Linked DNA regions of Homo sapiens: region 1 is linked to region 2. The links are chromatin contacts, found by Hi-C or POLR2A ChIA-PET in ENCODE. All regions are on one chromosome and are shown on one strand. Each heading gives the region's core, a stretch centred on a gene start or an enhancer-like site at or near the end of the contact. The rest is flanking DNA. Distances are from core to core; before and after follow the strand shown. Region 1 holds the start of SLC6A6 (solute carrier family 6 member 6). Region 2 overlaps NUP210 (nucleoporin 210).

Region 1 (2,700 bases), core at 166-2,665, 1.1 Mb before region 2:
TCCCCAGACAGGAAACGGGGGCCCAGGCTGCCTCCCAAGCTTTTGGGGCTGGTCCTGGGGATGCCGGGATCTGGCAGAGGCCCAACAGTGACCAAAATAGCCAGGCCGGTGGCCCTACCCGGCACACACCTCCCTGCCTGGGAGAGCTGCCCACAGGTCTCCTCTCCAGTCCAGGCTGAAGTCCAGGCTGAAGCTTTGAGGCTGTAGGAGGAGGTCCCTGGAATTCTCTCTGTGTGGCTTCCCTAGTGGGAGGGGGACGAGAATCTCCTACTCAAAAGAGGAACCCACAGAAGGAAGAGAAATAGTCTGGAGGGGGAAGTGTCCTGCTGGCCCTGCCGGCTGTCCACTACCCCTTGGCTGCCCCTCCGGGCCTTGGTCCCACCACTCAGGACTGCTGGACGCTGGCGCTGCCACCTGCACACCACCTATGGAGTGCATGCACCTATGGAGCCACGCTGCCCTATCACCTCTCCCCACTCAGCGCCGGCCCTGGAGAACCAGCTCTGGCCATTGGACCCTCTAGGCACCAGGGACACCCTCTTGGGTACAGCCGAGGACACACGAGTGCCCACAACCAGGGACCTGGAGACACAACCACACTCAGGGACACGCACGTGCACCTAGCCAGGGCCTGGAAGACGCAGCCCCCCACACACAGATTCATGCAGACACAAACGGGGACACACAAGAGCACACATCCAAAGACAGCACACTCAGGTATCACACACAGAGAGGCACACACACACAGCCCAGCACGCAGAGAATAACAGACATGCACCGGAACACACATGTGCACGCTGCTGGGGACACGGTGAAACAGTCACCCTCAGAAACACAGACACAGGGATACGGAGGCACATGTAGGCATCCTGACGGAGACAGGCACACAGATATGCCACACACACACACACACACACACACACACACACACACACACACACACTCTCCTGCCGCCCGCACCAAGAGCCGGAGCCCTTTTGCCGGGGAAACAATAACAGCCCCGCCAGCGGGACTGAGCAGGCGACTCTCGGTCCCTTCCGCGGTGGTGAAAGGGGCGCCGGATGGGCGCACGCGGAGGGGAGGAGGCCGGGACTGCGGCGACGCGGGGATGGGGAGGGGCTGCAGACGGCGGGCAGCGCCGGCTGCGCGCCCAGCTCCCGGTCCCTCCGGTACCTGGGGTGGCTGCGGCGCCGCCCGCGCTCTGCTCGGCTGTGCCGGGTTCCGCCGGCCGGGGGCTGCCTGCCCGCTCGCTCTCTGACCCGCTGGGTGAACGCTCCGCACTCCCTCTTGGCGCAGCTTGTCCTCTGGGCTTGCGGTCCTCGGGGCTCGGCGTTGGCGGCGGCGCGAAGGAAGCGGTAATTTATAAGCGGCTTCTTCCTGACCTCGCGTGTCTGTTGTCTGAGCAGGCAGCTCTCAGCATCACCCATCCTGCTGGGTGGAAAAATACCAGCTCGGCCGGGCCGGGGGCGGGGCCGGGGCGGGGCCGGGGCTTCCAGCCCCGCCCCAAGTGCGGACACACGCGCGCACACATACACATGCACACACATACACGCAAACACGCACGCGCGCATGGGCTCGGACACACAAAGAACCCGGGCTCGCCGAGCGCGCGCGCACACCCTCATGCCGCGCGGCGAACGTTCGTTGCCAGGTGCGGCAGCCCGCCCTGGGCGCCTCCTGCCTGCGGAAGAAGAGCAGGACAGACCCGACCCGACCCGCCTAGTCCTTTCCTTCACAGCAGCCTCCAAACTCCACCGCTCGCCTCTTCCGCCAGGCTCCTAGGATGAGGCCCAGGGCTCCTGGAGCAGCCAGGTGCAAACCAGACCGGGCTCGCACTCCACTGCGTTGCCCTGGGCGATCGTCCACGTTCTGGGAGACTCGGTATGCCCCGGGAGGGTGGCCTGAGCTTGTGGTGTGAAGCCAGGTACAGAGCTCCAGAATCCTGGCCTTGCCATGGCTGTGTGACCCTGGGCAAGTGACTCAATTTCTCTGCCTCAGTGTCCTCATCTATAAAATGGAAAGGAAAATAGTAGCGCTTGTCTCCTCCGGCTGTTATGAAGATCCAAGGTTAACAGCGTAGAGAACTCGGAACGCACCCGGCATCTAGGAAGTGCCAAGCCAGTGTCAGCTAATGTGACTATTTTTAAATGGAGATGGGGAGTGTGCCATTATTCTTGTCCTTATTTGAATGAACGGGCCCTCAGGGACCATTTTCCACTGCCCCGCCCTGGCAGCATGAGAGGGAAACGCTGTGAGAACCCCGAACCCCAGCCTTCTCCTGTCCCTCTCTCTCTCTCTCTCTCTCTGCACCTGGGAGGCGGGGAGGAGAGAGCCGATCCTTCCACCATTTACACGGAGAATGAAAGAAGAAATACCGGCCAGGCGCGGTGGCTCATGCCTGTAATCCCAGCACTTTGGGAGGCCGAGGGGGCAGATCACCTGAGGTCAGGAGTTCGAGACCAGCCTGGCCAACATGGCGAAACTCCGTCTCTACTAAAAGTACAAAAATTAGCCTGGCGTGGTGCCGGGTGCCTATAATCCCAGCTACTCAGGAGGCTGAGGCAGGAGAATCCCTTGAACCCGGGAGGCGGAGGTTGCAGTGAGCCGAGATCACGCCACTGCACTCCAGCCTGGGTGACAAGAATGAGTCTCAAAAAAACAAAAAAGAAGAAGAAGAAGAAATACCACACAGGTCCGACC
Region 2 (2,700 bases), core at 116-2,615:
TGTGGATGCCGGAAGGGGGCATCCGAGTCAGCCTCGTCTCACCTGACGCCAAAACCCCACCCAGCTCCCAAAGGCTGTTTCTCACCGTTTGGGAAGTGTTGTTCCTCCTGTCACCTCATATGGAGCCCACAACTCTCAAGACAGGCATGGAGAGGACGTTAGTTGTGGACCATGTTACACACAAGGAAATCTAGGCTTACGTGGACAGAGCACAGAGGAGCTGGGAGGGGTGGAATCAGGCCATCTTCCTCTCAGAGAATCACTCGTCAGATCCGATGATATTGGCCATGGCCCAGGGCTCAGGCCCGAGGGGTGTCCACCTGGTCTGATCAGAGGCCAGTGGAGAGCTCAGGGCACAGCTTTACCTGCCAGCGAGTGGTTGCCCCTGAGCCAGGCTGGGAGGCCGAGGAGGCAGCAGCCCTGAGGGGCCTGAGAGAGGGGACTTACACAGGTGGTGGACACATCTGAAGTCTTGCAGAGAAGGGGCCTGGAGTTCCCAGGTAAGTGCTGTTGCCATGGGCTCGGGGAGCCACCAGGGCCTTGGAGCACTTGGGCGTCCCAGGATCAGATCTGAGCCGACCTCATGAGGCTGATCATTTGCCGGACTGAGCTCCTCACCAGGCCCCTGTGTGTGTCTATGTGGATCCTGCAAGAACATGGCCAGAGCCAGCCAGAGGAGCCTGGGAGGTGGAACGGGGGTTGTTCTGAGATGGTGGCAGTGAGGAGCAGGATGTCTCTGTGAGAGAAGGGAGCAGTTCGGTGGCACCTTGCCCAGGCTCAGTCCTGGCACAGTTATCCTGAGCAAACCCTGGTGCTGGAGTTGTGTGTGCTGCCCTCCGCGCTCACATCCTGGCAGGTAAAGTTCTTCCTCACTGGGCACGGAGGGAGAGGCCTGTGTTTCCAGGCTCCTTGAAGGAGCTCCCATTAGACTACACAAACATGAGCCTGCCTGTCTTTTCTCATCATATCTTTGGCCATGTGTGTGTGTGTGTGTGAGATAGGGTCTTGCTCTGTTGCTCAGACTGGAGTGCAAGCCTCAGCCTCCCAAGTAGCTGGGACTACAGTTGCACACTCCATGCCTGGCTAATTTTTAAAATTATTTTGTAGAGACTGAGGGTTTGCTGTGTTGCCTTGGCTGAGCTACTCTACCCGGCCACACCTTTGGCCTCTTAAAGGTCAGCCCTTCACATCATGTCATCAGTGACCTGACAGACGAGAAAGCCGCTTTTCTCCTCTCTGGCCCCTCCTCGGCTCTTGCTGCTAGGAGAGAAGCAGACATCTGGCCTGAATGTGACTCCAGTGCCCCATCGGAAGTGAAACTTGCCCTCTCTTGCAGGTGTTTGAGAAGCTGCAGCTGCTCAACCCTGAAATAGAAGCAGAACAAATATTAATGTCGCCCAACTCATATATAAAGCTGCAGACAAACAGGTACGTGACTCAGCTCTTGTTTCCAGCAAAGTTGTGCGGCTGTGCTTGCATCCGACACCTCATGTGTCAACACTGTCAGGAGCCATGGGTACTTTCAGGGAGGTTTTCTCCTGCTGTGCTTGGAATGGGTGAGGCCTCTGCCTGCTCCTTCTCTTCTCTGTGGTGCTCCTCTGCTTCTTGAAATCACTTCTCACTGTGGGTCTCTTTTTCCTCCTTGTAGCCTAGAAACATTTTTATGCGAGGTACTAAAATTCAGTCTTTAAAAGGGAAAAAAACACCAGCTTAGAAATGTTGTGTTTCAAGACTTGCCACTCAGAGTGTAGCCCATGAGCCAGAAGCATCAGCATCACCGGGAAGAGAAGATGCAGCTCTCAAGCCCCACCCCAGACCTGCCCAGGGAGAAGCTGCACCCTAGGGAGATCCCCAGGCGAGGGGGCCGCACAGTAACGCTTGGGAAAAGCTGTTTAAAGCTCTTCTGCAAACCTAATTCCTACCTTTGATTCCAAGGGGATGCCTTTCGTAACAGTGGCTTGCATTTGAATGGCAGTTGCCAAGCGGGAGACTCCACGGGCCACAGGACACTTACATGTTGCATGAAACACATACATGTTTTCATTCAGCCAAAAGTAACAAAGTGCCAGGCTCCATGCTGGGCTCCAGGAACACAGATATGGGTGACATAGGGTGCCCCGGAGGAGGGTAGCAGGAGAAGGCTATTAAAAAGCAAGGTGTAGTATTCAAACCAGAGCCCAAAGAAGGGTGCTGTCCATGGGGATTTAGGGGAGGCATGTCCCAGATGGAGATGCTCGGGCTGCAGTTCTTGAAGGATGAATAAGAGTTCCCCAGGTTAAGAGGAAGGGGTTGGTGGGGGAAGAATGTTTAGGCAGAGGCAATAACATTTGCTCCTAGTCATCTATAGGGCTGTGGAAGAGACAGAGATGATGGAAACTAGCCGTGGGAGCTGGAGGCCTTTGCTTCCTGGGTTTCTTTATTATATTAATAAATATGTAAAAGGGTAACAGATACGGCATAATTTGCTTCCTACCCAGTACATAGTATCAGTAGTTTGCTAACAGTTTTCTTAGCGGGTAGTCTGTTTTTATCCTGTTGACAGTCCTTAGAAATAGGACAAGACAGGATCATTACACACCTTTTACCAAGTAAGAAGTCAACGCCGAGAGAAGAGGGGACATAATGTGCACACAGCTGGTGGCAGGACATGTTGGGACCGGCTTTGGATTCTGTCGGACTCAAAGCCCCATCCTCCACTAT

The links. Hi-C counts contacts between places; a loop is a spot of excess contacts on that map. ChIA-PET counts read pairs that join two places held with the same protein, here RNA polymerase II (POLR2A). Pooled maps may share reads with other maps.
Region 1: a loop to region 2 is called in a pooled map, with 4 times the contacts of the local background. The contact joins the promoter of SLC6A6 here to the enhancer-like site in region 2. A Hi-C loop is called at or near these places in 1 of 37 single-sample maps with no recorded cell type and 1 of 50 pooled maps. POLR2A ChIA-PET finds 5 or more read pairs at or near these places in 1 of 52 experiments (H1).

The regions. Positions count from the first base shown.
Region 1 is chr3:14,401,321-14,404,020 of GRCh38, reverse strand. SLC6A6 (solute carrier family 6 member 6) reads right to left here and starts at 1,415. Exons shown (of 15, transcript NM_003043.6): 1 at 1,174-1,415. LOC105376959 (a long non-coding RNA gene) reads left to right here and starts at 1,614. Exons shown (of 8, transcript XR_007095825.1): 1 at 1,614-2,700. RefSeq lists enhancers at 232-311, 382-441, 1,762-1,931, 1,942-1,991 and a silencer at 1,092-1,621.
Region 2 is chr3:13,331,021-13,333,720 of GRCh38, reverse strand. NUP210 (nucleoporin 210) reads left to right here. Exons shown (of 40, transcript NM_024923.4): 29 at 1,337-1,428. Among named protein-coding and RNA genes, the nearest start is that of NUP210, 88 kb to the left of the region's middle. RefSeq lists enhancers at 898-947, 1,268-1,627. Within about 2 kb of position 1,365, at least 8 of the 41 ENCODE cell types and tissues checked have a DNase peak (open chromatin) inside an H3K27ac peak, as active enhancers do.